Linked DNA regions of Homo sapiens: region 2 is linked to region 1. Evidence: chromatin loops called from intact Hi-C (ENCODE). Cell type or tissue: IMR-90. All regions are shown on one strand. Each heading gives the region's core, and the rest is flanking DNA. Links, peaks and the distances in the headings are about the cores only. Region 1 overlaps STAG1 (STAG1 cohesin complex component). Region 2 overlaps PCCB (propionyl-CoA carboxylase subunit beta).

The links. Peaks named below come from ENCODE experiments on the same cell type or tissue, not always from the same donor. Only the 100,000 strongest peaks of a DNase experiment are listed, where the experiment ranks them.
Region 2: it touches region 1 in a loop (2.5-fold over the local background); 3 of 110 quality-filtered maps call a loop at or near these places.

Annotation. Positions count from the first base shown.
Region 1 is chr3:136,390,378-136,392,877 of GRCh38, reverse strand. All of the region lies in intron 22 of STAG1 (STAG1 cohesin complex component), which reads left to right. Among named protein-coding and RNA genes, the nearest start is that of PCCB, 140 kb to the right of the region's middle. In IMR-90, for the core only: a CTCF peak has its summit at 1,070 (motif pointing left); a DNase peak (open chromatin) is centred at 1,047; H3K27ac peaks cover 311 bases.
Region 2 is chr3:136,303,891-136,312,602 of GRCh38, reverse strand. The region is part of intron 9 of PCCB (propionyl-CoA carboxylase subunit beta); the gene reads right to left. Among named protein-coding and RNA genes, the nearest start is that of PCCB, 58 kb to the right of the region's middle. In IMR-90, for the core only: a CTCF peak has its summit at 6,546 (motif pointing left); a DNase peak (open chromatin) is centred at 6,512.

The DNA.
Region 1 (2,500 bases), core at 1-2,500:
AAGAAATACAAAAATAGTAATATAAACAAAATAAAACTGACTCTTACCACTTGTAGATAACCACTGTTAATATTTTGGTGTATTTTCTTTTCTTTTTTTTTTTTTTTTTTTTGAGACGGAGCCTGGCTCTGTCACCCAGGGTGGAATGCAGTTGCACAATCTCGGCTCACTGCAACCTCCATCTCCCAGGTTCAAGCGATTGTCCTCCGTCAGCCTCCCCAGTAGCTGGGACTACAGGCGCATGCCACCACGCTTGGCTGACTTTTTGTATTTTTAGCAGAGACGGGGTTTCACCGTGTTAGCCAGGATGGTCTCGATCTGCTGACCTTGTGATCCACCTGCCTCAGCCTCCCGAAGTGCTGGGATTACAGCCATGAGCCACTGCGCCCAGCCTGGTTTATTTTCTTTAGTGCTTTTTCTTTAATATATTTGTAATTTTATTGAGATTACAATGTACTTTCAATTTTTATCTTCTCTTCAATTAACATATTTTCTTCAGTTATTAAGAAAAGTTTATAGAGAATATTTTTAATATATGCATAATCTATTGTGTAGCTATACCGTAATTTATTTTACCTCTCTCCGCTCTTAGATATTTGGGTTTAAATATTTTTACTAATAAAATTAATGCTGTGATGATGGGCATTCTGGTGCAAAAAGCTTGTTCTGTGTTTTTCATTGTTTCATCTTGTATTATATTCTTAGAAATGGAATTGCTAGGTCAATGATTGTATATACTTTTAAGGTTCTTGATGCATACTGCCAAATCGCTTTTTAAAGAGTACTTTTCTAAAATTTTTTTTCTTTTCTATTGTCATAAACACTCATTCAGGAGATTATGAATGGTAGTTATAATTGAAGTTTAAATTCAAGTTATAATTTAACTCAACAGTAAACACTATTAAATAAAGTTTATGAGAAGACTATATCAAGAAAAAGCTTTGATCGTTATTTGAAATGGAAGTGCACTGGGTTTCACCAATAGGTTTTCCTCTGTTCCCCTGATTCCCAGAGTTGGAAGCTCTGGGGCAGTCTTACAGGTTATGCTAAGTATACTTTGCTCCAGTGCCCCCTAGTGCTGGTCCTGTGGAAGTAACCTTCATTTTTTCTTTGTAGCAGAAAACATCCTTCTTCCTTCAGCTCCTTCTGGACATACACAAAGACATTTAAAGAGCCAGGCAAATAAGAGTTAGGGCTAAAATGGGCCGGGCATGGTGGCTTACGCCTGTAATCCCAGCACTTTGGGAGGCCGAGGCGGGCAGATCACAAGGTCAAGAGATCAAGACCATCCTGGCCAACATGGTGAAACCCTGTCTCTACTAAAAATACAAAAGTTAGCTGGGCATGGTGGCGTGCGCCTGTAGTCCCAGCTACTTGGGAGGCTGAGGCAGGAGAATCGCTTTAACCCAGGAGGCGGAGGTTGCAGTGAGCCAAGATTATGCCACTGCACTCCAGCTTGGCGACAGAGTGAGACTCTGTCTCAAAAAAAGAAAAAAAAAAAAAAAAAAAGAGGGCTAAAGTAATGCCCTATTACTTTCTTTGGCCTGCGGATCTAGAATTTATCCTTATTTTTTTTCTCTCCTGGGAGGAGCTGTCCTGCTTTCTGTAGTCTTATATTTGTGCTACTCTCTCTGCCTTACCCTGCATGTTTCTATTCTAGACTGCAATAGGGAGGGCCTGGGCCAAACATCCCTACCTCTGGACCCTCACCCTATTTCAAATCCTTTATGTCAAAGAAAGTCAATATACCCTAGGTAGCTACAAGTCCAATTATTATTGAGGTATTTAGCTGTAAAATTTGTCCTTCCATCACTGTCTTGACTAAAGGTTCTCCTCTGAAAATTCCAACTTGTTGACCTGCAAACAGACTGGAGAAAAGAGCAGTAAGGGTGAAGGTGGGACTGATAGTGGCCAAGCCCCATGAGAAGACATGTTTAACCTTGCTGTCCTTCCCACAAACATGCATTCCTACAAATGTGTTAGAAATAGGCTCAGATGTGTAAAAATCTACAGGCTGCTTTCTGTAGCTCTTTCTTTTCTCTTCCCTACCCACTCCTTCAGAATAGCAGTGAGCAAGAGATAGCTCATTAGAGTCCTGGCCCGGAATTCCTGTAATAACAAAATACAGATAGCAACTCCCTATCTGCAGAGTTAACTGCTTTGAGAGGAAGGGAGTGGGGCCAGGCGTGAGAAATAATAGTGATCCTTGTAGGAACAAATTTTTAGTCGCATGTAAGCATTTTATTTCACTTCTTTTCTTAGAGAATCTTTGCCCCCACCTTTTATTTATTGGAAATTCTGTTCCATTAGTTAGTTCTAAGCCTTTCCTTTCGGTCGTTCCATGACTCCAGAGTTGTTCTTTAATACATGTGTTCCTGTTAATATTATGTCCAATCACAAGTGCCTGATTGGCTGGTCTAGAAAAGTTAGAGAAGAAAGATACAGGTCTTGTTTAATATCCATTTCATGTTCAGCTCTCAGAATATTCATTTAAAAGAAT
Region 2 (8,712 bases), core at 5,039-7,538, 85 kb after region 1:
TATTTTTGTACATGGTGTAAAGTATGAATCTAATTTTATATTTTCCTAAATGGCTAGTCAGTTGCCCCAGCATCATTTATTAAAAGCTAATTTTTGCCCCTGAGATTTGATAAAATATCATTATCATATACAGTTGGGCACTACACAAAGAGGTTCTGGTCAATGACAAACTGCCTATAGGAAGGTGGTCCTATTGTAATACCCTATTTTTACTGTACCCTTTTTATGTTTAGATACATACTTACCATTGTGTTACAACTGCATACAGTGTTTGGTACAGTAACGTGCTATACAGGTTTGCAGCCTAAGAGCAACAGACTATACCACAGATCCTAGGTGTGTAATAGGTTATACCATCTAGGTTTGTGGAAGTACACTCTATGATGGTCGCACAAAGAAACTGCCTAATGATGCATTTCTCAGAACACATCCCTGTTGTTACGCAACGCGTGACTGTACTAAAATTCTGTATGTACTTGAGTCTATTTCTGGCTCTTTTATTCTATTCCACTGGTCTATTTATGTGCCTGTACCACAGTTTTAACTATAGGATGCTGTAATATAAAGCATGGCTAGTCCCCACTTACAGCTTTTCTTTTGCAGTATATTCTTAGGTATTCTTGCACTTTTATTTTTCCATGTGCACTTTTGTATAAACTTATCTAGTTCTAGTTTTTAAAAACTGTTTATTGGGATTGCCTTAAATTTATAGAACAACTTAAGAATCACCAGTTTGTTAATAACATTAACCCCAGGAACAAGGAATGTCTTTCCATTTGTTCAAGTCTATTTTAATGTTTTGTTTTGTACAGACAAGGTCTCACTATGTTGCCCAGGATGGTCTCAAACTCCTGGGCTCAAAGGATCTTCCCTCCTCAGCTTCCTAAAGTGCTGGGATTACAGGTGTGAGCCACCATGCCTGGCCTACTTTTGATTTTCAAAAGTGTTTTTAAGATCACCCTGGGCTGGGCTTGGGGGCTCACACCTAAAATCCCAGCACTTTGGAAGGCCAAGGCAGAAGGATCGCTTGAGCCCAAGAGTTCGAGACCAGCCTGGGCAACATAGCAGGAATTCTTCCTACAAAAAAAAAAATATTAAATCAGGTGTGTGTGGTGATGCATGCCTGTAGTCCTGGCAATGTGGGAGGATTGCTTGACCAGGAAGTTGAAGCTGCAGTGAGTTGTGACTGGGTCACTGCACTCCATCCTGGGTGACAGAGTGAAACCCTGTCTAAAAAAATAAATTTGCCCTAAAACAGCTTCTGTACATTCCTGTTAAAATTATTACTAAATATTTTATCTTCCTGTTGCTATGTAAGAGAGGCTTTTACTCTACCATAATTGGTTACTGCTTGCGTATATGAAGATTTCTATATGTTAATTTTGTATCCTGTTCCTCAAGTATTGTTTTAGTATAATAATGCATTCTCTAGAGTTTTCTTGAATACTACAATACTATATCACCTACGTTACAGCTTGACATCTCTCCCAAGGCTTTTGTCTCTAATTGGTCCTCTTCTTGGATAACTGTATTGGTTAATATTTCCAGAACAATGTTAAATAATAATGGGAATAATGGGCATCCTATACTTGTTCCTAATCCTAGTAGAAGCTAGTCTTTATTAGGTGAGATGCAGGCTTTTGAAAAGGTCTATACCAAATTTTATTACATTAAGAAAGTATTAATTCCTATTTTATGAAGTCTATCAGGAATAGGTATTGATGTTTCTTAAAGGTTTTCTTCAGCGTCTATATAAATAATTGTGATTTTTCTCCCCTATATGTGTTAATACAGTATATTATTGAGTTTCCTAGAACCAATCTTGCATTCCTAGAATACATCCCAGTAGGCCACAGATATAATTTTAAAGAAATAAGCAATATGAAACTGAAATCTTAAGTACTACCTTTATCAGGTTCAGGTACTGATATCATACTTCTTTTAAAAAATTTTGGAAGGTTCTTGTGTGTTTTGTTTACTTTCTATGCTCTGGAAGAATTTATGTGGCACTAGGACTATTTGGCCCTTAAAGGTCTCAGAAATTCCACATGAAACTATTTGGGCCTGGTGTTTGTTTGTTTGAGACAGAGTCTTGCTCTGTCACCCAGGGTAGAGTGCCGTGGCACAAACATGGTTAACTGCTCCCTCAACTTCCTGGGCTCAAGTGAACTCCCACCTTGGCCTCCCCAGTAGCTGGGACTACAGGTGCATACCACCATGCCTGGCTTTTTTTTTTTTTTAGATGGAGTTTCGCTCTTGTTGCCCAGGCTGGAGTGCAATGGCACGATCTTGGCTCATCGCAACCTCCGCCTCCTGGGTTCAAGCAATTCTCCTGCCTCAGCCTCCCGAGTAGCGGGGATTACAGGCATGTACCACCACACCTGGCTAATTCTGTATTTTTAGTAAAGACGAGGTTTCTCCATGTTAGTCAGGCTGGTCTCGAACTCCCGACCTCAGGTGATCCGCCCACCTCGGCCTCCCAAAGTGCGGGATTACAGGTGTGAGCCACCTTGCCTGGCCCTAATTTATTTTTTGTAGAGACAGAGTTTCGTCATGTTGCCCAGGCTGGTCTCAAATTCCTGGGCTCAAACAATCCTCCCGTTTTAGCATCCCAAAATGTTGGGATTATAGGCATGAGCCACTGAATCCAGCTCCTTGTGCTTTTTGGTGAAGTAATTCCTTCCGTGGAATTTGGTGGTTCATTTAAGCTTCCTATCTCTGATGGGATCAATTTCTGTTAAACTGTGTTTTCCAAACAAATTTTCCAATGTATCTTGTCTCTTAGAATTTTTTTTTTTTTTGAGACAGGGTCTCACTATGTTGCCCAGGCTGGAGTATGATGGTGCAATCACAGCTCACTACAGCCTTGAACTCCTGTGTTCTAGCAATTCTCCTACACTGAGGCCTCTCAAGTAGCTGGGACTATAGGTGCATGCCACCACACCCAGTTAACTTTAAAAATTTTTGTAGAGACAGGGACTCACTATGTTGCCCAGGTTGGTCTTCAACTCCTGGCTTCAAGCGATCCTCCCACCTCAGCCTCCCAAAGTGCTGGGATTATAGGCATGAGCCACCACACCTGGCCTCTTAACGATTCTTAAGTTTCTTCTTTTTCAATGGTTATTCCCTTTCTCACTTCATACTTCTGCTTTTACTGTCTCTTTTTTGAAGTTAGCCAGTGTTTACTAATTGCAGCTATTCTTCTATTTCCATCATAAATTTCTGCATTTATCCTTATTAAATTATTTCTTGGATTTATTCTGAAATATTTTACAGGGTTTTTTCCCCTGGCTTTTCCAGTTGGGAATCTGTTTTTCTTTTCTTTTTTTTTTTTTTTTTTGAGATGGAGTCTTGCTCTGTCACCCAGGCTGGAGTGCAGTGGCACGATCTGGGCTCACTGCAACCTCTGCCTCCCAGGTTCAAGCGATTCTCCTGTCTCAGCCTCCTGAGTACCTGGGATTACAGGCACATGCCGCCATGCCTAGCTAATTTTTTGTATTTTAGTAGAGACGGGGTTTCACCGTGTTGCCCAGGCTGGTCTCAAACTCCTGAGCTCAAGCAATCCACCTGCCTCGGCCTCCCAAAGTGCTGGGATTACATGTGTGAGCCACCGCACCTGGCCTGTTTATTTTCCTTCTCTGATTTTTACTGTTTCAGGAAACAGATTTTCATCTGTTCATCGTTTTAAACATATTCTATAGGTTTTGACACATAGTGTTTTGTCTTTTTTTCTTTTAGAATTCTGTCATTTGGTTTCTATTTTCCCCTTTCATCCAAGAATTGTTTACTAGAAGATTTATTTCCCGGCTGGAGGCTACTTTTGTTTTAGTTGCTACAAAAGTTTCTAATTTTAAGCAATGTTGTTTCACAGTATTTTTTGCTCTATGGGATTTAATGATGTTTTCTTTCTGATCTAATACATATGATCAACTTTTGTGAATATTCCATGTGCACTTCAGAATAAGATTTATTGTTCATTACCAGGGTGTAAAGTCCAAAAGAAATGTGTAAGATCTACCTATTACGTTATTTAGGTCTCCTAAATTATTACTTTTGTCCATTTGACCTGCTTTGTAATAACAATGCTGTGTATACATCTCCTATTCAGTCTTTCTACCTAAGTCTGTTGAATCTCCTATAGTTTCAGCTTTATAAAGATGGTGGTTATTTCTGGCACAGATATTCGATATGCTTTACATTATCATTGTGAACTATGGCTTTTAGCAGTTGAAAATGTCCTTCCTGGGAAGCTGAGGCAGGAGAATCACTTGAACCTGGGAGGTGGAAGTTGCGGTGGGCTGAGATTGTGCCACAGCACTCCAGCCTGGGTTACAGAGTGAGACTCCATATCAAAAAAAAAAAAAAAAAGTCCTTCCTTATTATGGTTAATACCTGAACTTTACTCTGTTCAATATTAGTGTCACAAATACTGCTGTTATTGTTTCCATTCTCCCAGTATATTTCTGCCCATTCCTTATTTTTAGCCTTTCTGAATCACATTTATATACTGAATATAATTGGTCCATAACAAATTAGACATATTTTTAACAAGTGAATCAAACCCATCCATATTTATTGGTATGACACTTTTTTACTATCATATTATTATTATTATTATTATTATTTTGAGATGGAGTTTCACTCTTGTTGCCCAGGCTTGAGTGCAATGGTGCAATCTCGGCTCACCACAACCTCTGCCTCCTGGGTTCAAGCGATTCTCCTGCCTCAGCCTCCCGGGTAGCTGGGATTACAGGCATGTGCCACCACACCTGGCTAATTTTGTATTTTCAGTAGAGATAGGGTTTCTCCATGTTGGTCAGGCTGGTCTCAAACTTCCAACCTCAGGTGATCTGCTCGCCTCAGCCTCCCAAAGTACTGGAATTACAGGCATGAGCCACCACGCCTGGCCTGTCATATTATTTTTTATAATTACTATGTATTCTATATTTATTGTCTTTTACCTTTTTTTTTATTTTTCCCCTTTATCATTACCCACAATGATATATACTGTTTATGTGAGTAGTATTAAAGAATGTTTGTATTTTTTAGTCTAGTGGTTACCTTTGTAATTATGCCTTTTGATGCCTTTAGTTCATTTCCTTAATCTTTTATTAACTAGTTTGTTTTTAATGATATCTGTTAGCTAACAATAATCAGTGAGCTGATTCTGCAATATTCTTCCCCTCTCTTCTCCTCCCATTTTTCAGTTGCATTTTTTTCTGAAACTAAACATATAGTACTTATACATTGTTCTCTACCCTCATCCCCACTTCTGTTTTAGTCTTAGAATTATAATTAAGTATATTAGATAATCACTACCAATCCTTTTGTTGAAATTTCTCCAGCTACCTCTTGATTGGATAAAGCTCATTCTCTAGTAGATTCCTCAAGAAAGCCTCATTAACACAAACTTCCCTCGGTTCTTGGTTTAAAACTGGTTTTCTGCAGTCTTAATACATGAAGGTGAGCTTTGCTAAACATAAAATCCTTAGTCACAGATTCTTTCCTTCAGCCTCCTGAAAGTGCTTTTCTGTTGTTTCCTTGCTTTTCTACGTTGCTTTGGAGAAGTTGGATGCCATTTTATTCTCTTGCCCTTGTAAGTCATTTGATTTCTGCCCAAAGGTCCTGAGTATTTCTCCTTATTTTAAAAATCGAACAGTTAATATTTTCTCTAGTTTGACAATTCTGGGTCAATTTTCCCACGTGCTCAGTGTGCTCTTTCATTATATAAATCTGAATCTTATTTTATTTCTGGACTATTTTCTTGGATTACAGTTTTAAATATTAAGTCTGTTCTACTGGTTTTTCTTCAGACACTCCAATTATATGTATGTTCATTCTTCTTTGCCTTTCATTGTAGTCACTTTTTTCTCATACATTTAACTAAGAATTTTAAAAAATTAATCCCAGATGTGACAATATAACCAATAATTGTATTAAAGGTATCTGTACTATTTTAAAATTTTATAATTGCATATATGTACAACGTACATGTTTTCATATATGTATACAGTGTAGGATGACTAAAGCTAGTTAACATATCCACCACCTCACATACTTTTTTGTGGTGAGAATGTAAAATCTACTTTTACTTTTTTATATTATTTCATTCATTTTTTAGGCTATTTATCTACTTTTCTTTAATGTTCCTTATTAAATTTTCATTGAAATACATTCTCCTTTGAGCACCTTGCAATTTTGATATCATTTCTGATGCAATTTTGTCTCCCCTGCCCATTTTCTTAATTCAATCAGCTTTAACTTCTTACTATTATCTCTCCATCTTGTCATTAGTTTCTGAATTTTCTATTTTTACAACCTCAAATGCTTATCAGGGGCTACTGCACTCAGATTGAAGCATAGTCAGCTGCTTCATGATTGACTTTTACAGTGAAGGGAGTTCCATCAACTGACATGTTTCATTCTCACTTTTTGTTTTCTTATTGTAGCTTTATATAAATGAAAACTATTTGTATCTGCATTCTCCAAAGCTGGCAGATGAACAAATGAACAAAAATCCTAGTTCAAGAGCACCCTCTTCTGTCAGTATAGCAAAGTGCAGTTTAGTTCATGGGTGACTAATTTTAGGGAGGGTGATGGGGAAAGATGTAGTGTCCTTCAGTGTATTCGATTTTGTATGTCTTGCAGGTACATAAATGTAACCCCCTTGCTTCATTTTCCCTTCACAATTTCCAAAGGTACCTCTCTCTTTCCTTTGTACTCTTCTTCCCCAGAAGTAATGCCTTCCCCTGACTACCGTATTGATTTGTGTGTGCACTCTTAAGTAGCTTCTAAAGTCACTGCTTTGACTCTTTTCTAGCATATTCACTTTTTTTCTTTCTTTTTTTTTTTTTTTAGAGACAGTTTCACTCATCGCCCAGGCTGAAATGCAATGGTGCAATCTCAGCTCATTGCAACCTGTGCCTCCCCAGTTTAAGTGATTCTCCTGCCTCAGTCTCTCCAGTAGCTGGGATTACAGGGACACACCACCACACCCGGCTAATTTTTGTATTTTCAATAGAGACAGGTTTTCACCGTGTTGGTCAAGCTGGTCTCGAACTCCTGACCTCAAGTGATCCACCCGCCTCAGCCTCCCAAAGTGCTGGAATTACAGGCATGAGCCACCACGCCCGGCCAGAAGAAGTTTTTTTAAAAAGCAAAATAAAAAAGTGTAATAATACAATACTTTTTGAGTTAAAAGTAAATATATGGTCTAGGTGCAGTGGCTTACACCTCTAATGCCAGTAGTTTGGGAGGCCGAGGCAAGTGGATCACTTGAAGCCAGGAGTTTGAGACCAGCCTGGCCAACATGGCGAAACCCCATCTCTAAAAATACAAAAATTAGCCAGGCATGGTGGCACACACCTGTAATCCCAGCTACTTGAGAGGCTGAGGCAGAAGCATCTCCTGAACCTGGAAGGTGGAAGTTGCAATGAGCCGTGATCTCGCCACTGCACACTGGCCTGGGCAACAGAGTTAGACTCTGTCTCAAAGAAAAAAAAAAGTGAATTTGGAGAGAGGGATGTTCCAGAGGTAATTAAAGTTAAACGGGGCCATAAGAGGGGGACCCTAATCTGTTAGGACTGGAATTCTTTTAAAAATTGGAAAAGCTGGGTTGGCGCCCGTGGCTCATGCCTGTAATCCCAGCACTTTGGGAGGCCGAGGCAGGCGGATCATGAGGTCAGGAGATCAAGACCATCCTGGCAAACATGGTGAAACCCCGTCTCTACTAAAAATACAAAAATTAGCCAAGCGTGGTGGCGGGTGCCTGAAATCACAGCTATTCAGGAGGTTGAGGCAGGAGAATCACTTGAACCCGGGAGGCAGAGGTTGCACTAAGCTGAGATTGTGCCACTGCACTCCAGCCTGGCGACAGAGTGAGACTCCATCTCAAAAAAAAGAAAAGAATTGGAAAGCCAGCCGGGCACAGTGGCTCACATCTGTAATCCCAACACTTTGGGAGGCCAAGGCGGGCAGATCACGAGGTCGGGAGATCGAGACTATCCTGGCTAACACGGTGAAACCCCGTCTCTACTAAAAATACAAAAACAAAATTAGCCAGGCATGGTGGTGGGTGCCTGTAGTCCCTGCTACTTGGGTGGCTGAGGCAGGAGAATGGCGTGTACCCGGGAGGCAGAGCTTGCAGTGAGCCGAGATCACGCCACTGCACTCCAGCCCGGGCGACAGAGCCAGACTCCAACTCAAAAAAAAATAAATAAATAATTGGAAAAGCCAGCCTGGGCAACATAGTGAGTTGCCATCTCTACAAAAAATTTTAAAATTAGCCAGATGTGGTGGCATGCAGCTATAGTCCCAGCTACTCAGGAGGCTGAAGTGGGAAGATCACTTGAGCACAGGAGGTCAAGCCTGCAGTGAGTCAAAGTCACACCGCTGCACTCCAGCCTGGGTGACAAAGCAAGACCCTGTCTCTGAGGGAAAAAAAAAAAAAAAAGACGAAGAGATACCAGAGATCTCTTTCTGCATGCACTGAGAGCAAAGACCTCGTGAGGACACAGCAAGAGTGTAGTCCAGAAGCCAAAGAGACACAGACCTCAGAATGAAGCCAACCCTGCCAACACCATGATCTTGGACTTCTAGCCTCCAGAACTGACAGAAAATAAATTTCTGTTGTTTAAGCTATGCAGTTTATGGTATTTTCTTATGGCAGCACTAGAACACTAATACATAAAGCAAATACAGGCCAGGCACGGT